2 separate regions of the Homo sapiens genome follow, and region 2 is linked to region 1. Evidence: read pairs that join two places in POLR2A ChIA-PET (ENCODE). Cell type or tissue: Panc1. All regions are shown on one strand. Links, peaks and the distances in the headings refer to the core of each region. The heading gives the core; the rest is flanking DNA.

Region 1 (10,883 bases), core at 1,738-9,737:
ATAGATCCACACAGATACAGTCAATTGCTTTTTGACAAAGTTGTAAAGCCAATTCAATGGAGTAAATATTCTTCAAAAAAATTGTGCTGGAAAAATTGGATATTCATTTATAAAAAACAGGAACTCTGTTCCATACCTCACATCTTACATTAAAATTAGCTTAAAACAGATGATTAACCTAAATGTAAAACATAGAACTATAAAAATTCTAGAAGAAAGGCCACGTGCAGTGGCTCACGTCTGTAATCCCAGCACTTTGGGAGGCTGAGGCGGGAGGATCACGAGGTCAGGAGTTCGAGACCAGCCTTACCAACATGACGAAACCCTGTCTCTACTAAAAATACAAAATTAGCTGGGTGTGGTGGCACACGCCTGTAATCCCAGCTACTCAGGAGACTGAGGCAGGAGAATCACTTGAACCTGGGAGACAGAGGTTGCAGTGATCTGAGATCACGCCACTGCACTCCAGCCTGGGCGACAGAGTGAGACTCTGTCTCAAAAAAAAAAAACAAAAAAACCAAAAACAAAGAAACAAAAAAAATTCTAGAAGAAAATAATAGGAGAAAATATGTGACCTTGGGTTTGGCAATTCATTTGAGCCAGGACACCAACAGCAAAATCCATAAAAGAAAACATTGAAAAACTGGCCTTTATCAAAATTTACAACTTCTGCTCTGTAGAGATGCTGTTAAGAGAATAAAAGGAGAAGCTACAGATTTACAAATCACATATCCAATTTAAAAACTGTATTCAAAATATAAAAATTGCCACAATTATTTGTATATGCCAGTCTTCCCCTATGGACTGTGAGCTCCCTGAGGCAGGAAGCAGTTATTATCTTTGTTTCGCCATTGCCTGAATATAATGGGCATTCTTTAGTTTTTTGTTGAATGAGTGAGTGCATGAATGAACAAATGAGTGGATTGATGGATGGATGGGTGGGTGGATAGGTGGACAGGTAACTAGTTTGGTGAGTAGGTGTGTGGATGGGTGATCGATGGATTTATGCATTCATGGATGAGCAAGAGTAGGGAGCTAGGATCATTGATAAAAGCAAAGGACTCGGGCCTGAGTGTTGTCAAGGTGTGAACATGAGCAATCACTTTTAGTTTCCCTCTAGCTACTAAACTAGAATACCAGTAGACTTTTAAGGACTGCAGAGAATTTTTATCCACTTACAAAGCTTGAATATTAAATTTACTGAACTTGCAGTGGGCTCTACAATGTGTCAGGAACTACTACCCTAGAAGGCAGGCACACCAATATGCCTGCTAGGAATGTGGCTAGAGTTCAAAAGCAGACAAAAACCAATAGCACAAGACAATGGGTGCAATGAGGAGGCATGCTCAGAGCCTTTGGGGGTCCAGGGGAGAATCGGTGCTGGGAGAGCTTCTAGAGGGAACACCACATTGACCCTGTCTTAGAACTTAACGCTGAACGAGTCACAGTGGAGGGATCCGAGGGAAGGCATGTTCAGTAAGTGTGGACAGCATGCCTATAGGCTTAGTCAAGCACAGAGCAGGGGTCCCAACCCTGAGCCTTCCATAGGAACACCTGTAGGGCCTTCTGGAAATAGAAGTGATGAGTCCCACCCTTGTGATGTGGGCATAGCAATCCTGGGTCTGGCTGGGCAGAGCAGGTCGGAGCCTCGGCAGGGAGGGGTAAAATATAAGACACTCAGTAACATTTTAATTTCAGGTCAACAACAAATAACTTTTAACATAAATATGTCTGAACTGCTGCAGGGGGCTTACTAATACTGAAAACTTTTCCATTGTTTACTGAAACTTAACTGTAACTGGGTTCCAGTTTTATTTGCTAAATCTGTTGACCCCAAGTCCAGGCAATAGGACAAGACCATGGGGGAGACTCTTCTTCCACTGAAGGAGTTTAAGCCATGTATGACATGACTAGATTTGCCAGTGGCAGGTCAGTAGGAGGGCGTGAAACAGGGAGCCATTCCTCCTTCAGCCGCTAGCCTGGAGAACACGTCCAGTGGAGGTGGCTGATGGGAGTGCAACTCTGATAAGATGGAAAGACTGAGAAAAGGCAACAGATACCCCTGAGGCAGTGTGAGATTGCAGATGAAGTTCACAGTAAGAAATGATGTGATTCAGTGCAGAGTGAGGGGGGCCAGGGAAGCTTCCTGGAGGAAGTGGCACCCTGGGGTGGCTGCTCTCGTGCTGGACTATTCTAGAGTAAGGGAGAGTCAAACCAACTGTGTTTGACGGACCTGACCTCCCAGGGCAGGTGAGCTGGACGGCAGGGATTCATTACCATGAGATCTGGCCTGTGTTGCCTGGCCCTGTCCACATGGACCAGAGTTTCACCCCAACAGCAAATGAAACTTTTACAAACCATAACTTGAAAGTTGGGGATGTGTTTACTTACCATTCCAAAACACAGTGTGGCAGAGACTATTAAAAGGATCCCAAAGTAACAAGCCATGGCCCGCTGGTCAGACTTGGAAAGGCCAAGGAGGCAGTCTTTTTGGCTTCTTCTGGGAAAATGAAACAGCAGCCCGGGGAAGGCGTCTGTGAAGGTGCCAGGTGGTAGAACCCACATAGAGAGCAGAAATCGGTGCAGGTGGGAGAGGGCGGCCAGCATCAGTGCCCCCACCAGCTGCAGAAAGAAAATCCAGAGAGCACTGACCTTGTCACCTCTTCTTAGGAGTGGAAGACTCAACTTCCAAATGTTGAAAATAGAGACAAACTTGGAGGGGCAGTTTTGGGAGTGTGGATCAATCATGTCATCCCTGGTTTTGAACCCAAAAGGCGTATGTCACCCTCTCACCCATCTCCCAGGCCTCCCTCCTCCCACCCCACCAGCCTCCCACACTGTGGCTGGTCTCCCTCCTCCCTTTCAAGGGCTCTTCCTGCCAGTGCCCTCTCCTCTCCTCAGCTGCCTCCTCTGCCTATGGTGACAAGCGGCCTGCTCCCCTGGCCTTTGGCCCCCTTAGGAAGCCATGGTTGCCATGAGGGGGCAGCTCCCTCATGATCTTTATGTCCCCCGCACCTGGCCAGAGCTTAGTAAAATAAATCACTTAGGAAGCATCAGGAAGGCTTTCCAATTTTGATGTAGATTTGGTTCAGGTTAAGTTTCATGGTCCTGGTTGTCGTAACAGACTGGGAACTTGGCCTGGGATCTGAGGGGTTGTATCACTGGCTCCGTTCATGCTTCTCACTCCATCTGCTCCAACCAGCCCTGGTGCTGACAAGTATTTTTTCAGCCTGGATGTCAGACCATCAGGCGGTCGTCCCATAGGTCCACATGGGGCTGTGTGTGTAGACTGTGGACGGGCCTACAGAGAGGCCCTACCTAGCTGCAGCTATAGTCATGGGCTGCATTCTGTGTGGGTGCTTGCTGGATTCATGTACAAGCCTGGACAGGTACCCAAAGACTTCCCTACAAATGCACTAGGACTCGTTTTAGTATTACTTACTCCATAAGTGAAATCAGACATCAGTGGAACTCAGAAGAAAGAAAGCACAATCTATGAGTCTACAACTGGACAAATTGAGCTGTGTGGTCTCCCGGTCTCCCCTTGATGCCTATGCATCTATACTTGCTGCACAGTTAGAATTCTGCTACTTAATTTGGACACAAATTATTTATATTCTGGGCTTTTTTTTCCTTACATAAAAGCATTTTTGGCTGGGCGTGGTGGCTCATGCCTGTAATCCCAGCACTTTGGGAGGCCGAGGCGGGCGGATCACGAGGTCAGGAGATCGAGACCATCCTGGCTAACACGGTGAAACACCGTCTCTACTAAAAATACAAAAAATTAGCCACACATGGTGGTGTGTGCCTGTAGTCCCAGCTACTCGGGAGGCTGAGGCAGAAGAATGGCATGAACCCGGGAGGCGGAGCTTTGCAGTGAGCCGAGATTGCACCACTGCCCTCCAGCCTGGGTGACAGAGCGAGACTCTATCTCAAAAAAAAAAAAAAAAAAAGCAGTTTTGCATGTTGCTAAATGGTCTTAATAATGACTAGTTTAATCACTCCATAAATTCTACATGCATATAATCTCAAAGGCCAGTAGTAACCTTCGGGGCAAATGTCGTTAATGCTTTTTCTGGAGGCAGAGGTTGGGCAAATGGCTGGTGCTCGCAACAGTGAGCTGGAGTGTGGGACAGCCAGGTTCAAATGCTGCTCTCTCTGACTCTCAGGTTCGTTCTCTCTGCCCTGGTTTGCTCAGCATGTTCCTCCAGTGTAAGGTGAATAGGGCTTGCAGAACCCCTTCCCTGGAGCAGGAGACCTGTGCTTGGTGTCCTGTGTGGCTTGGATCCTGACAGCCAGAGCCTCCTAACTCAGGGCACTTGGCCTAGACTTTCCCTCAGCCCTGATTGCAATTCTTTGCTGTACTAGGGCCTGTCAGGTTGGAGAAAGCTCTTTCTCTGCTGGGACCAGATCGGAATCAACAGCACCCCAGGAACTTCATCAGGGCTCCAAGCTGTACTCTGTACCTGTTGATTCGGAGCTTCACCCTCCAGACCAGACTTCAGGGCTAGCCCTGGATGAAGACTTGGCTGTGCCCTGTTGTTTGAGACAGGAAATCCTGAGAATCTTCTAAGAAGAACTGTGCCTGTCCATAGCTTGGTTGTGATAGTTAAACGAAGTAATCTATGAGAGGCCCAAAGTGCCATTCCTGGCACTTAGAGAAAGCTCAGTAGGTGATAATAACTACTTATATTAGTAATAATAACATGCTGTTGTAAGGTATAGTACAGAGCAAGTGTTTCCTAAATCATGGTTATTGTTGTCATGACCATAACTTACTATGTAACTATTGATATCAGTTATCTAAAACCACACTGTAAGGGATTAGAAGACTGGAATTCTAGACGGTGTTTAACCTTGAGAGCAGTTTGTTTTTCCCTTGAGAAAGGCTGACGAGTACACAGATCAATGGTTTACAAGGGAAATCACCTGATAAAGGGGAGAGTTCTTACCCCTGCTACAAAGATGCTGGGGAGTGAGTGGCGCATCATGGAGGAGCAGGATGCCATTGTGTTTTGAATGCCAGGAAGATAGACGCATTTTAATGTGAAGAGGAATAAGAGGATTCCCCGGAGCCATCGAGCCCTCTGAGACAGAAGAACATAACAGTCAGTGTGCCATGCCAGTCACTGAAAGGTGCAGACATATTCACAGCTGTCAGTCATGCATAAAGAGTTCATTGGATTTGATGATGTTATATAGACCCATGAGTCTCCGAGGGACATCAAGTGCAGATGTCTGCAGAGGAGAATGAGTTGGAACTAGGGGTAAATACAAATCGTAACGCATTTTGAGAAGACCTGCTCTGAATTCTGGCCTGGCCATTTCTTTGAACACCAGGATGGAGCAGGTCTAGCAGGCACACACAGATGGGACTCTGTCCACCCCACGTCTGTTCTCCCTGTCTGCGCCTCAGTCTACTGGGCTATAAGAAAATCATCACCACAGAGGGGACTCAAAGAAGTATTTAGTGCATGCTTATTTCCTTTCCCCCAGATACATGTACAGAATAGGGCACCAACACTTTCCAAGTAGGTTTTTAAAAACGTAATCCTTGCAAATACGGGAGGCACTCCACTTTATATCTCTAGAGTCTACGGCTCAGATAAACAGTGTGAACAGACAAACATAGTACAACTGGGGGGCATGGCAGACCCAGGGGCAAACAGCCTTATGGACTCGTCCACATTCACAAGGCCTCTAGGAAGGCTGCTCCCTTCTCCCCTCCCTACCAGGGGCTTATGGGGAAAGTACTTTTGGGTGTATGATCTCATATGCTCTCACCAAAATTATAAGCCCAAGAGAAAAGAAATGACAGCTGGATGGTTTAAAATCTATATGGGCAATGAATCAAGGTTTTCTGTTTGTTTTATTTCCTCAGTAATTGGGACAAAGTCAACAATGACTTCTGACAACCAAAACCTAGAGAAGCTGTGAGTGGCTGTCACCCCTCGGGTTCCCTTCAGAGCAGGCAGGGCCGCACATGGTTGAATGGGGGATGAATGGGGCTTTAGCCAGCACCGGCCAAGAAAAATGCAATGCAAGCTATGGGTAGAATTTTCTAGTAGCCATGTTTTAAAAAGTATAATTAAACAGAGTAAATTTGTTTTATAATATATTTTGTTTAAAATAGTACATGTAAAATCATAAAAAATAGCATCATGTCAATATGTAACCAACATAAAAATTATTGAGATATTTTACATTTTTAATTTTTTTTTTTTTTTTTTTTGAGAGAGAGTCTCAATCTGTTACCCAGGCTTGAGTGGCAGGATCTCGGCTCACTGCAACCTCCGCCTCCTGGTGAGTTCAAGCAATTCTCCTGTCTCAGCCTACCGAGTAGCTGGGGCTACAGGCACATGCCACCATAGTGGCTATTATTATTATTTTTATTTTTTTTGCATTTTAATAGAGACAGCATTTCACCATGTTGCTCAGGCTGGTCTTGAACTTCTGAACTCAGGCAATCTGTCAGCCTTGGCCTCCCAAAATGCTAGGATTATAGGCGTGAGCCACCACGCCCAGCACATTTTTAATTTTCATACTAAGTTTATGAAGTCCAGTGAGTATTTTACACTCACAGCACATCTCAGTTTGGACTAGCCACATTTGAAGTTCTCAATAGCCATGTGTGGCTAGTGGTGACTATTGGACAACACGGCTATAAACCTCCTGTGGACAGAGTGGAAGGGCCGCTTTCTTGCCTCCATCTGATTGAGGGATGCCATAAAGCCTTCTGAGTAATTGCCATTATTATGACTTTCATTTATGGAACATCTGCTAGGTGCCAAGCTGTTCCAAGGATATGTTTGAATGTGCCTGTACAAATACACACACACACACACACACACACACACACACACATTCAAATCCTAGCAAAACCCCCAAGGTATGTATCATAGTTCTACCTTATTAAGACTTGAAGAAAGTTAAGAAACTTGCCCAATGGCACATGGTCAAAGAGGAGCTGGGAGTGAGTTTTAGGTCTGCTGATTCTAAAGCCTGTGCATTTTCATTTTCACACACTCAAATCATAGTTCTTTAATCCTGGGTGTTAAATTCCATCATTAGAAAGTCATTTGTGTTTATCTTGAAGATGACTCGTTCTTCCTGCACCTGGGATGCAGCCTACATTGAAGTTAGAGCTAAATTCCTCTAACTGTCTCTACAGAGAATAATTTGACAAACAGCACAACAGGTGCCCACAGAAGTGGAATTAGGAGGGAAAGCCGTAGTGTGGGCAGAGGCCAAGGTGCCAGAACAGAGACGGGTACATGAGGGCACCTCAGAAGACAAACATGGTCTACACTGCACATTTCTGAAAAGCTGGCCCTGAACACACAGCAACACAGCAACAGAGCTGAATGGTGTGAGATACAGGTTCCTGCCTTGAGCACTCCTGGGTCAGGACAATGTGGACCATGTCCTTGGAGGGCCGTTCCATTGCATTATAGTTCTGTGCTTAGGAATGCAGTTACCCAGGACCCCAAGACCAGAGGCCAATTCCAGTGCAGCTCCTATATCAATGTGAGTGACCTTGAGCCAGTTGCTTAACCTTTCAGAGCCTCGGTCTAGATGGGTGGCATACTAGTACCTGTTTCATTAGATGGTTGGATAGCTCAACATACACGTGATTATATAGAATTTATGCAGTGCCTGGCAGGAGCTAACCTCAATACATGTCAGCTCTTCTCAGAAGCTAATTGAGGAATTGGAAATTGGCATCTGCCCTAGAAAGGATCCCCAGGGAAGAGGGGCTCTCCCCAGGTAAGTTTTTCTGGCAGGGGCAGGGAACATAATGAGAAAGATAGGACATCAGTGGGGAAAAGGGATATAAGGATGAACTCACTTCCCAAGGTCAGAAGTCAGGAGGAGGCTATTTACTGCAAGTCACCAGGTCAGTATGTAGACCAGATTCATGTTTGCCCTAGTCATGCTTCTAGAAAACCTCCCCTGTCCGCATCAGGTGAAAAGAACATCCTACATTCACTCTGCCCCCTATTCCTGAGGCCCACACCTGCTGGCCAATCAGTGACTAATCAGATGCTCTTGTAAGCTGTGCACTGAGAGACAGAAAGCTGGCCGCTATCTGTGGGCCTTTAAGCACAGGCAAGGGAGTGTCAGGCATGTCGGCATTGTAGCCCACAGGACCATGCAAGACTACAGTTACATGGGTAAGCCAGAACTCAAATAGTAGGAAGCGGGTTGACTAGCAGAGCTATACTATAAAAGGTAGACCAGGAAGCCTGCTGTCTGTCCCAGAGAGAGATGCCAATAAATTAAGCAGCCAGTCCTCATCGGGCCCTAATATTGGTACCAGGGGAGCAGTAGTGAACAAAATAGATACATTCTCTATTCTGCAGTTTCCAGCCTTGTGGGGGAAGACAGTAAACCAAATAATTGCTTAATGCAGATTTCATTAGATGCTGATAAGTGCCTGCAGAACAGGTCCCTGGTTGGCCTTGGCCAGCCCAGCTCTTCCCCTTTTATTGCTTATAGTTCTCACAATAACTGTTGAATGTGCTAGGAATGCAATATCCGGAGATAAGGAGGAACTACATGGAAGAGCGTGGGCTCTGGTCATGTTCCTCCAAGAAGAGGATGCCCTCTAACACTTTAGCACAGCATGTTATGTTCCCCCAGCTTATGAAACTTCAGGGCAGGCAGCTTTCCAGGCTCTCTGAACTGGTGCAAGCGGGACACACACAGACAGGATTCTGTCGGGACACACACAGACGGGACTCTGTCGGGACACACACAGACGGGACTCTGTCCACCCTGGTCAGCTTTCCTGAGGTGGGGGCACTGGCTCACCATGCAGCCCAGGCTTCTGCTGTCCCTGCCAATCTGTGAGTGACAGTTGCTTTGCCTTGCTTGTGCGAGTGTTCTGTCTCATCAGATTCATGTATTCTTTCACTTCAGGAGAAAAGCCAAATCTTCTGCTTGGGCTCCTTTAGAACCTGTTTCTTTCCTCTAGCCTAGGGAGTTTCTCTTGCTTGCAACAAAATGATCTCCAACAAAGAGGCAGGGACTGGGGCACTGGTGGAGGAAGCAGAAGTGTAGAGGAAACGAGCCTCATCCTGCCTGGTTCTCCTTACACAGCGGACAGGAGCCAAGGGGTGAGAGGGAGGTTGTGGGGCAGATGAATGGACCTGGGGAGAAGGGGCCTGAAGATGGAGGGGAACTGGCCCTTGTTCTCTAGGTTGCTATAGGACTCACCCAGCCCTGGGGGTGGCCCTGGGGCCCTGACCACCCTCTAGATGGGAAAAGGAGGACAAGGGGGTTAGGGAGGGGCTAGATCTGAGGGCAGCAGGGCAAGGAGGCAGAGTATGTGGGCTCATCTTCCACCACCACAGGAAGGCAGCGTCCCATGCTGTTGTGGGGGGATCCTGCCCCATCTCATCAGCCCCCTCCCCAGGGCTCGTCCAGGCCCATCTGTGCACATTTGCCTGGTCCTCCTGGTAGGAGCCCCCATCCCTGTGGGGAACCATTCCCTGCAGGAAGGGCTGCCTAGGGGAAGGAGGTACAGGGACTTTGAAACCAGACTTCTCTCTATTGAGGGACCTGATACTCTGTGAGCTTTGGTGTCTTCACTTGCAGAGTGGCTAATACTGCCTGCATTTATGACTGTCGCCAGAATGAAGAGAGAAAATGGTGTGTCTAAGCAAGTCAGCGCTAGCCTCCTTCCTCCATGCTGCATCAACACCTGCTTCCTGTGCCCCTTAGCGTCCCCTGGAGGCACTGGGGGAATTCCAGGCTCTTGAGTTCTGCTCCACGCAGAATCCACATACCCCAGTGTTCAAAGCATGTCTCAAGCTCTTCAGGCCCTTCACTGTCCTGGCCACTCCCATCTGCCAGCTCAGAGCATCATCTCTCGATATCAAACAAATCTGTTGTCTCGCACCTTCTAGAGTTTGTGTGACCTCTGCCTTTTGGATGGCATCACAGTGCATGGCCTCTATCTGCATGGCCCTGAGCACACCGTGTACCTGATTCCATGATGCCATAAGGGTGAGGTCCATAAATGCTCGGCAAAGTCCTCTGTGAAACTGGTTAGTGACATCTCCAGCAAGAGTAACAAGGTGGCCGGAAACTGCATAGTAGGTGAGGCTCACTCCAACCACGGAGAGCTGGAACATCCAAGAGAAAGGCCCTCAGATGGCTCCTGAGGAAGGGCTTACCTGGCACCCCATGTGACACGCGTTTGTAAGTTACAGTCATGAGTCACTTAACTACAGGGATGCCTTCTGAGAAATGCATCGCTGGGTGATTTTGTCCTTGGGGGAACATTATAGGGTGCACTTATGCAAACATAGACAGTCCCACACACCTAGGCTATATGAGACAGCCTATTGTTCCCAGGCTACAACCCTGTGCAGCGTGTTCCTGTACTGAATACTGAGGCAATCATACACAATGGTAAGTGCTGGTGTATCTAACTATATCTAAGCATCGAAAAGATACAGTAAAAATACAGTACAAAAGGTAAAAAATGATCCACCTGTATCAGCACTTACGATGAATGGCACTTGCAGGACCAGAAGTGGCTCTGGGTGAGGCACTGAGTGAGTGGTGAGTGAATGTGAAGCCCTAGAGCATTACTGTACGCTAATGTAGACTTTATAAATGCTGCACACTTAGGCTACACTAAATTTGTAAACACGTTTTTCTTTCTTCAGTAATAAATTAACCTTAGCTTACTGTAACCCTTTTACTTAAAAATCTTTTAATTTTTTTAAACTTTTTGACTCTATGATAACACAGCTTAAAACACAAATGCACTGTACAGCTGTACAAAAAATATTTTCCTTATATCCTAATTCCAAAAGTTTTTTCTATTTTTAAAAATTTTGTTTTAATTTTTTATTTTTAAACTTCTTTAT
Region 2 (10,883 bases), core at 959-8,958, 91 kb before region 1:
GCCACTGCGCCTGGCCCACAATTTTAAATTAATTAATTAATTCATATGAAATGGGGTTGGGGGTGTCTCGCTCTGTTGCCCAGGCTGGAGTGCAGTGGCATGAACATGACTCCCTGCAGCCTTGACCTCCTGGGCTCAAGTGATCCTCTCGTCTCAGTCTCCTGAGTAGCTGGGACTACAGGCACGCATACCTGGCTAATTTTTGAAATTTTTTGTAGAGTCAGGGGTCTTCCTAAGTTTTCCGGGCTGGTCTTGAACTCCTGGACTCAAGCGATCCTCTCTCCTCTGCCTCCCAAAGCGCTGGGATTATAGGTGTGAGGCCTTGCGCCTGGCCTATCTCAACTTTTAAAAGGATAGACAAAGCCACTTCCAGTTCCGAAAGAGACCAGGCCTGTGAATTGCAGCCTGGCATGCAGGAGTGCCCTGGCAGCTTCCCTATAGAAAGTGGCAGCAGTTAGTCTGGGGACTCTGTGGTGGGGTTGCTTCTGCAGCTGTGCCTGACACCTTAGGCAGGCCCACCCTATGCTGGTCCTGCCTTGCTGCCCTGGGGCCGAGGGCCAGCATCTGTCCCTGTTTCACAGGAAGCAGAGAATCACTCAAGAGCTCATTTGGGGTGGTCACCCACAGTCACACAGTGATAATATTGCACCTCCACCTCTATTGCCAACCACTGCCTTTCCCTCACCTCAGGCAACTGCATTCATCTCCTAATGCAGCAAACTCTGACTGACCATCTTCTAGGGACAGGCTGGTTCCAGGGCCAGAGTGTCTCCACGGTTGAGTGATGCCTGGGGCTGACTGATCATGCACAGAAAAGCTAAAGGAAATGGAAAGTCCTGTTGGAGGACGGGCAGAAGGCTAGGGAGGGGCTCAGAGAGGCACATGATTCAGGCCTCGACGGGGGCATGGGCAGATAGAGGTGGGCAGGAATCAGCCATGTCACCTGCAAAGCTTTGGTGGGAAGGGGGAGGTGGGGGTGGGGCACAGGCTGGGCTCAGGAGCCACCACACAAGCCATTTCTGAGGGATCTTCCACTCCACCTGGCCATTTGAGAAAGAGGGGTGGATGAACACCTTTACCCAGGAATCGCTCTGTCTGCGCCCAGGGAGAAGGCATCCCTGAGTCTGGCCTGCAAGGCCCTGTTTCTCCTTCCCTCCAGGCAGCCTTCAGCCAGAGCCAGAAGGAAGAGGAGCTGACACAGTCACCCACAGAGACCTGTTTCTCTCTAGACAGTGAGAGATTCGGGCACAGCAGAGGACCTGCCCTTCTCATTCCTGCGGGGCCCACGGATTCAAAGAGTCCAGGCCCTTAGTCCCATGGGAAGAGCCCTTTGCTGACCCCTGGTGAGTCCAGCACATGGCTGAGTTGATTACACCACGATATTCCAGCTACAGGTTCTTGATTTCTGCCGAGGCCCACCGCCTGGCTTTGACGACACACATCTTTCTGCATTGGCGGGAGTCTCCCCATAGCAGATGAGCCACGGTGGCTTTCGGTAGGGCTGATACATGCTTTGGGGGTTGTATCTGGAAAGGACATGTGTTCTCCATGAGGAGGTGGAAGCAACCAGCCAGTGGACCGGCCCTGTTTCTGGGCCCCAGCTCCCCAGGCTGGGTGGGTTTCAGTGCTGTTGGGGTCACCTGTGGTCTCAGACATGGTTCCCATCACTGAGTGCATAGGAGAGGACCTGCAAGGTTGTAAACAACACTGTTGCTAGCCTCCACCCGTGACATCAAGTCAGAAACGAGGATGGGAGTGAGGCTCATAAGTCCATATTTTTAGAAATCTCCGCAGGAGCTTTTACCTGCAGTTAAGGGGGAGGACCCCCCCACCCCGCCGCCCGCCACTGTCTGAATCACGCTGTTGGTGAGGGGCCCGGACGGGCCCATGTGGGCTGAGCAGCCTCCCAACTCCTGCAGCACCAGCAGAGGGGCCAGAGGTCAGAGAACTGGACCTGCCCACAGTCTCCAGGCAAGGTGAAGAAAAACAGACTCCACTGTCCAAGTAAGCAGTGTAATGTGTCAAAGAGAAGAGGCTGGGACTCCATCCAAAATATGGAATGGATTGGAGATAAATGACTCCTTGAAACCAGAGCTCAGCAGCCACTGTGTGAGCCAAGGGGACTCCAGCAAAGCTGGGCATAGCCCAGCTCAGGCTCCAGAGAAACCCCCTCCCCAACGCGGAGGGCAGATCCTGGGGCGAGGTGTGGGTGGCCCCTAAGAACTCCAGCAGGGCCCTGGTCAGATGGAGGCAAGCCTGGGCCTGTCTGGAACCTGAAGGTCTGGGGGGTCTCAATGGTATAGGCTGGCTCCACCCCAGGAGGATGAGAAGCAGGCAGAGGACCTCAAGGAACGTCCCCTGGGAGTGGAGGAAGGACTTATCCTTGGGTCCCATGCAGTCGCATGCTGCAAGGGCCACATAGGGGTATACCTGGACTTTCTCGGCCACTAGAGTTTCTGATCGTCTAGTGTGGGCATCCATGAAAAGGTTAAATTCAGTAGGAGAAAATAGTGAACGAGAGGGCAGTTAGCACAGGACTTTATTCTGTGTGAAAACAGGGTTGAAAATTAAGTTCTGAATAAAAAATCTCTCTGAGCATTCAAAATAGATGTCATATGCCTCTGCAGACTGTTGCCTGCTGACTGTGACTCTTCAGTGAATGCCATAGGCCTATATAAGGAGGAAATTTGCTTGCACTTCTTAAAAAAAACCCTTAAATCCCAGCACTTTGGGAGGCCATGGAGGGAGGATCACCTGAGGTCAGGAATTCGAGACCAGCCTGACCAACATGGACAAACCCCATCTCTACTAAAAATATAAAATTAGCCGGGCGTGGTGGTACATGCCTGTAATCCCAGCTACTCAAGAGGCTGAGGCAGGAGAATTGCTTGAGCCCGGGAGGCGGAGGTTGCGGTGAGCCGAGATCATGCTGTTGCACTCCAGCTTGGGCAAAAAGAATGAAACTCCTGTCTAGGCGCAGTGGCTCACGCCTGTAATCCCAGCATTTTGGGATGCCCAGGCAGGCAGATCACCTGAGGTCAGGAGTTCGAGACAAGCCTGACCAACATGGAGAAACCCTGTCTCTAATAAAAATACAAAATTAACTGGGCATGGTGGCGCATGCCTGTAATCCCAGCTACTCGGGAGGCTGAGGCAGGATAATTGCTTGAATCTGAGAGGGGGAGGTTGTGGTGAGCCGAGATTGCGCCATTGCACTCCAGTCTGGGCAACAAGAGTGAAACTCTGTCTCAAAAAAAAAAGAAAGAAAGGGTGAAAGTCTGTTACAAAAAAAAAAAATCTTAAAAATCTGGATGGCGTGAATTTCCAGCTGAAAGAAGGCCAGGAGCAACAGGTGTAGAAGTGAGGAGAAGGAGGATGAAGAAAATCACACTGAGTGTGGAGTCAGGGTTGGGCCCTGCAGGTGAGAGCCTGTCGCATCCTCACAGCCCCTTCCGTGATCCTAGCCCACAGGCTGACGGCGGGGTGCTGCACGGCATGGTGGGTGTGAATGAGGCTCTTCGCAAGGTCTATTGCCCAAGCAGTCCTCTTACGAAAGTAACTGGTACTATCTTCCGTGCCTCGGTTTCCCCCACTGTAAAAAGGGCATGCTAATAGCAATCTCCCTCAGAGGTTTCTGTGAGGATTCCACATGCAGCAGAAGCTGTGCTCTTGTTAGATTTCAGCAATGATCATGACTGGCGCAGAGTCGTTGAGGAAGGAGCCTTTGACTTGGTGTACTTGTGTGGGCTTCCATCTAAATGGGTTAAAAAACCCAACCCCCACCCCCACCCCGACCTGACATTTACAACAGCAGTCCATCAGCTCTTCAGGAAGGTGATCTTTCCATGGGCTCTTAACAGGTAAGATTTCACTGCAATAGTCCTAAAATTTTAAAATCTGCTTGCGTTTTTTTTTTTTTAAGTGAGCTATTTGGGGCAGCTAAATACTATCTTTGAGTCACTTTTTCCCATGACAGTCCCGTTCACGGGTCCATTCATTTGACACCAACAAGTCAGAAATGAAATAGGAATATCTGTAACCTATCACCTAGGGATTCACGTCAATATCACATGCAGGTAATTACATTGAAAATTGAGCTTGAGGCATCACAGTTGTCTTCATAAGCATAAAAGCCATAAACGCATTAGGCGACAAGCACTGCGCGCATACTCAGCCCCCCGCGCTCTCTGCTGCTTCTCGGCGCTTCAAGTTGACCTCTCCTGGGAGCAGGACCTTCCAAATGGAGGACTAAGGAAAGAATGTGAGAAGGGCTGGAAAGAGCTGTATTCTAAAATATCTATAAAGTGCCTTGAAAATTGCCAGGAGACATTGCTTGGGAAACCCTGACTTCAATTATGTCCCTACACTTCATAGCAGCTTGACTGCAAACTATCTTGGCTAAATTAAAACCTTCAAAGGAAATTCCTTAAAGTAAACATAAAAAGGTCATCTTTAAATGCACAAGAACTAAAATATTTGAGGTTTAGGAGCCCCAAAGTAGATGATACATCGTATATTGTCAATAGCCCATGGGACGTTTTATTTTAAAAACGCTTCCACTTCAACTTCAAGGGGTACGGGTACAAAGTAGGTAACCTGATAATTCCAAAAAATCCAAAAAGAAAGAAAAAATTTCCCCGTCAACAGCGATCACAGAAGTTCTATTTGAAACACTTAAAAAGATTAATTTAACAATCTTAAAATAACTCATCTAATACTGGTGGTAGTGTGAAGTAGTTATCCTCATGAGTTGCTCACACTGCAATTTGTAGGAGGCATTTTAGAATGCATGTGGCAATATCTGTCCCAAACTATATTTTATTTTCCCTGGCCCAGGAATCAAAATTCTTTTTTTTTTTTTTGAGACGGAGTCTCGCTCTGTCACCCAAGCTGGAGTGCAGTGGCGGGATCTCAGCTCACTGCAAGCTCCGCCTCCTGGGTTCATGTCATTCTCCTGCCTCAGCCTCCTGAGTAGCTGGGACTACAGGCACCCGCTACCACGCTTGGCTAATTTTTTTTTTTTGTATTTTTAGTAGAGACAGAGTTTCACCGTGTTAGCCAGGATGATCTCGATCTCCTGACCTTGTGATCCGCCCTCCTCGGCCTCCCAAAGTGCTGAGATTACAGGCGTGAGGCACCGCGCCTGGCCAGGAATCAAAATTCTAAGAGTCTATCCTAAGGAAATATTTCAAAAGAGGGAACACTTTAGAAGCAGCATAATTCTCCTTGTAGTATTTTATGCTTGAGGAAGAAGACAATCACCTGTAGTAGGGGTTGGCAAACTATGTCCCACAGGCCAAACTGGCCTTCCGGCTGTTTTAGTGAATAAAGTTTTATTAAAACACAGCCACGTTTGGTGGCTCGTTTATGTTTTGTTTTCACACAATCACAGCAGAATCGAGCAGCTGGAACAGAGGCCATGTGGCTCCTAAAGCTGAAAAATATTTACTACCTGGCCTCTTTTGTGGTACTGAGCTTTGAATCCTGAATTATGATATCACTCTATTCATCAAGTTATTCTCTTTATAGCCTTCTGTAAATCTTAAATTTAATCCTAGATATTTCAGATTTTTTTTGCTGTTGTGAGTAGAATACTTATTAAAAATGATATTCTCTTGCTAATATTGAAAAAGCTTTTGATTTCTAAATATTTATATTATAACCGACCACACTCTGAATTCTCTTATTTCATCAATTAAGCTTTACTTGATTCTCTTGATTTTTTTTTTTTTTTTTGAGATGGAGTCTCGCTCTGTTGCCCAGGCTGGAGTGTAGTGACATGATCTCAGGTCATTGCAAGCTCTACCTCCCGGTTTCACGCCGTGCTCCTGCCTCAGCCTCCCGAGTAGCTGAGACTACAAGCGCCCGCCACCACGCTTGGCTAATTTTTTTGTATTTTTAGTAGAGACAGGGTTTTACTGTGTTAGCCAGGATGGTCTCAATCTCCTGACCTCGTGATCCACCTGCCTAGGCCTCCCAAAATGCGGGGATTACAGGCGTGAGCCACTGCGCCCAGCATCTCTTAAGATTTTGTGTAGATATTTTAAATTAGTTTTAAATAATTAGTTTGTAATAATTTTAATTAGTTTATCTGGAAGTAATAAACTAATAGTTTACCCCCTCACTTCCAGTATTTTTCTTTCATCTTCTTATCGTACTGAATCACTTGCTATTTCTAGGTCAGTGTTAGATACCAATAGTGAAGATGAGTACCATTCTGCTAATTTTGAAATAGCCTTGACCTAGTTACTCAGAAGTCAGGAGCCTGAAGCTAGCCCTGAAAATCCTGATTGCAAAGAGTTTTATATTCCCCTGAAGAAATTCCTCCTGATCAGCTCACTCCACACAAGGCAGCTGCACACAGAGCAACTGAGACATCCATGCTCTGAGCAGAGTTCCGGGTCAGCCCTACCTGGGCCACTGGGGAGGAAGCCATGAATTCTTTCTGCTCTCTGATCACTGGGATGTTGGTTCCAATGCTTAAGATTTCCCCCCCAGGCACATAAAGACAGGTGTGAGGAATACAAATTTCAGAAGCTAAATAAACCAAATAAAACATTTTAGTCAAAATATGAGGTAAGCACCCACAGTACGGAGGGTGAAAACATCTGTGCTTTGATAGACAGGTTCTGTTTCTGTCCTATCTCCTAAAATCTCAGTGACACTGGCACGCCTTCTCTGAGTCTCAGTTCTCTCAACTGTAAAATGAGAAATAATACCTAAACTCTAGAGTTCTTGCAAGAATTAGAAATAATTCGTAAGTATGGTTTGTAGGAGATATTGAATATATAATTAGTAAGTATCACATGTAGGAAATATTGAATAAATCCTCATAAAACAGCAGCAATAACCATCAAAACTTTCTCGGCAATTTGAGGAAGTTCCATTGGGTGCTGAAAACACAACTGTCCTTTGAACACAAGGATTGACTGTGGGGGAGATGCTGTGGTCTTGGATGGTTGTCATTTGCATAGTTTCTCTTTCAGGTTTCTTTCCTTCCAGCCATGCAGACCAACATCCAATATGATCACAGCAGATGCAATCTCAGTCTTTACTTAAAGTAAGCTTCCTTTGCTACAGAAAGGCCTAATCTTTTCCATTCATTTTTTGTGGACCACCACAGTGCGACACCCCCACCCCAACCCAAGTAGGCACATGACAATTGTGAAGTAACCAGAGGTCATTGGTTGTGACCCGCGGGTAGCCATTTTGACCCATGAAGGCCCTGCGTGGGGCAGGGCAGGTTACATGTCAACATATACTTCTGGAAAGTGCTTGATCATATGTTCAACTAAGAAACCATTGGCACCTCCTCTCATCCCATGCCTAAGTCCTTTCCTCAGCATGCTCTGTTAGGGAGACCCCACCTATTTTGTCTCTGCCTAACAATCATACATGGGGGCCTAATGTCCCTGGTGTTACAGATTAATGTACAACATTGTCACCCCTGCTAAAGAAGGACTCGCTGGGCTTCCCATCTGTAAACAAGAAGGCAGGGCTTGCATGCATGAAACACAAGGACCCTGGACTTGGTGCAAAGGGCTCTGACTTGGTGCCCGGCTCTCCAGCTGGATCTAGGCCTGTCCTTTAATTTTCATGTCTCAGATGTCTAACCCGAAAAAGGGGAGAGAATTCCAATCATTACTCTGTGTGGAAAAAGTAAAGCGTCTCTTTTTTGATGGGATCTTTATCCATTAATAATTTAGTTGGACTAAATTATTTACATTTAACTTGTTAAAGGTCTATTTATTTATATATTTTTAAATTTTTATTTATTTATTTTTTTGAGATGGAGTTTCTCTCTTGCTGGAGTGCAATGGTGCGATCTGGGCTCACTGCAACCTCTGCCTCCCGAGTTCAAACGATTCTCCTGCCTCAGCCTCATAAGTAACTGGGATTACAGGCACCTGACACGAAGTCCGGCTAATTTTTGTATTTTTAGTAGAGCCGGGGTTTCGCCATGTTGGCCAGGCTGGTCTTGAACTCCTGACCTCAGATGATCTGCCTGCCTCGGCCTCCCAAAGTGCTGGGATTACAGACGTGAGCCACCGCTCCTGGCCCTATTTATTTTTTTAACCTAATGACCTAATAGCACTTAATAAATAAATTTATTGTCTATTGATGATTCCTAATACATAAGCCATTAAAATCCATCCTGGAAGAATGCCAAATATTATTCCGAATTAAAATAGAAAGTAAGAAATATCGGGGTTTGGTGCAGTGGCTCATGCCTGTAATCCCAGCACTTTGGGAGGCTGAGGCAGGTGGATCATGATGTCAGGAGTTTGAGACCAGCCTGGTTAACATGGTGAGACCCGGTCTCTACTAAAGATACCAAAAATTAGCCAGGCATGGTGGCGTGCACCTGTAATCCCAGCTACTCGGGAGGCTGAGGCAGGAGAATCGCTTGAACCCAAGAGGCGGAGATTGCAGTGAGAGGAGATTGCTCCATTGCACTCCAGCCTGGGCGACAGGGCGAGACTCCATATTAAAAAACAAAAACAAAACAAAACAAAACAAATATCAAGCTTTGTAAAAGTGAAAAAAATCCTTGCAACTATTCACAGTTTGTCATATGTGTAGGGGATAAGTATTGAAGTGGGCAAAATATTTTCTCTCCCTTTATTTAATCATCACAATTACTCTACAAGGCAAAAGCAATTAGAACAGTGTCTGGGCCAGAAATAAATCTGTATATCTATGGGAAGTTGATTTTAAATTAGAGCACAAAGACAACTCTTTTTTTCTCAACAAATGGCTCTAGGACAACTGAAATCCACATGCAAAACAGTGAAGCTAGACTCAAACCTCACACCATATACAAAAATCTACTCAAAAATGGATCAATGACCTACACGTAAGAGCTAAAGCTATAAATCTCTTACAACAAAACATAGGACTGAATCTTCCTGACCTTGGATTTAACAGTGGTTTCTCAGATATGACACCAAAAGCACAAACAACCAAAGAATAATAGATAATTTCAGTATTCAGAATATAAAAAGAACTCATACAACTCAACAATAAAAGGACGAATAACCTAATTAAAAATATACAAACTGAATAGACATGCCTCCAAATAAGATACACAAATGGCCACTAAACACACGAAAAGATACTCAACATCCCTAGTCTTTAAGAGAATTAAATCAGTACCACAATGAAATACCATTTCACATTCACAGGATGGCTGTAATCAGAATGACAGACAACAATAAGTGTCAGTGAGGAAGAAGAGAAATTGGAGCACTCCTACAAGGCTGGTGGGAATGTAAAATTGTATAACCACTGTGGAAACAGTCTGGAAGTTAAGCATATAATTACCCTACAGCCTAACAACTCTGCCCCTAGGTTATATACCCAAGTGAATTAAAAACATGTTCACACAGACCGGGCGTGGTGGCTCATGCCTGTAATCCCAGCACTTTGGGAGGCTGAGGCGGGCGGATCACGGGGTCAGGAGATCGAGACCATCCTGGCTAACAAGGTGAAACCCCGTCTCTACTAAAAATACAAAAAAATTAGCCGGGCGTGGTGGCGAGCGCCTGTAGTCCCAGCTACTCAGGAGGCTGAGGCAGGAGAATGGTGTGAACCCGGGAGGTGGAGCTTGTGGTGAGCCGAGATCACGCCACTGCACTCCAGCCTGGGTGACAGAGCAAGACTCTGCCTCAAAAAACCAAAAAACAAAAACCAAACAAACAAAATGTTTACACAATAATTTGCATATGAGAGTTTTTAGTAGCATTATTCATAATAGCCAAAAGGTGGAAACAGCTCACATGTCCATCAGCAGATGACTGGATCAACAAAATGTGGCATATAGGTGCAATAAAATATTATTCAGCCGTAAAGAGGAATGGAGTATTGACACGTGCTGCAAGGTGGGTAAACCTTGAGAACTTTATGTTAGGTGAATGAAGCCAGATCCAAAAGACCATGTTTAATATGATTCAATTTATATTAAGTGTCCAGAATAAGAAAATTCATAATGACAGAAAGTAGGTTAATTTGTCATTGCCAGGAGGTGGGGGTAGGTGATGAATTGGGTGCAGGATTACTGCTAATGGGTACAGGGTTTCTTCTAGGGTGATGAAAATGTTCTGGAATTAAATCATGATGATGGTTTATAAACACGCTTTAAAAAGCCACTGAATTGTACACTTTACAATGGTAAATTTTATTACACGTGAATTTTCTCAATTTTAAAAATAAGTGCCTGAAACCCAGGGAGCACCTGGTAAGTGACGACTATTGTGACTATTAAATCCTGTCACCAGCCGCAATTTACACATGACGAACCATCTCTGAGGGAAAAGGTGCCTCACCTAGGGGCACAGGGCTGGATTGCACTGCTTCCAAAACCCACCAGTTAACCAAGATACCTTACATCTCTTCAGGATTCGTCTCTTCAAATCCTGCCAGTGACTTCCAACCCAGAGGGAGAAGGAGAAGGTAATATGCTGAGCAAAGAAATGTGTCTGATGAGAGTATGGTTTCTGTTTATTATATAGACAAGTATGACAGCATTTACATTTGCACATCTTCCTCTGTGATTAAGCATTACATGTTGTCTTCATGTAGCATTGTTGACCAACCTCCATTCAGAATGAAGTTTAGAGAACACATGCGGCTTCTTGAATCTGAGAAAGTGTTACTATGATTGTATTCCAAAGCTCCTACGAGCTTAGCATCGCCCTCAACCTTTGGAGTTGGAGAGAATGTGGAAGTTCTGGGTACACTGTTAAGTACTCCATAATGGCGAATTCCAGCAGTCATAGTGATCACCGAAAGGTCCTAATAGTAAGGCGTAGAAGTGGTGAGAGATTGGAGCCCTTGTGTTGGGGGGCAGGGAACATGAAATAGTGTGTCCACTGTGGAAAACA

Evidence for each region. Peaks named below come from ENCODE experiments on the same cell type or tissue, not always from the same donor. Only the 100,000 strongest peaks of a DNase experiment are listed, where the experiment ranks them.
Region 2: POLR2A ChIA-PET joins it to region 1 with 8 read pairs; 1 of 35 experiments calls an interaction of 5 or more read pairs at or near these places.

The regions. Positions count from the first base shown.
Region 1 is chr7:47,798,258-47,809,140 of GRCh38, forward strand. It overlaps PKD1L1 (polycystin 1 like 1, transient receptor potential channel interacting), which reads right to left. Exons shown (of 57, transcript NM_138295.5): 52 at 9,990-10,130; 53 at 4,953-5,087; 54 at 2,392-2,622. All of the region lies in intron 1 of PKD1L1-AS1 (PKD1L1 antisense RNA 1), which reads left to right. Among named protein-coding and RNA genes, the nearest start is that of PKD1L1-AS1, 8.4 kb to the left of the region's middle. In Panc1, for the core only: no CTCF peak of the experiment used is centred there; no DNase peak of the experiment used is centred there; H3K27ac peaks cover 7,872 bases.
Region 2 is chr7:47,708,466-47,719,348 of GRCh38, forward strand. No RefSeq gene overlaps it. Among named protein-coding and RNA genes, the nearest start is that of LINC00525, 48 kb to the right of the region's middle. RefSeq lists enhancers at 1,664-2,378, 6,734-6,813, 7,366-7,660 and a silencer at 7,366-7,660. In Panc1, for the core only: no CTCF peak of the experiment used is centred there; no DNase peak of the experiment used is centred there; H3K27ac peaks cover 7,454 bases.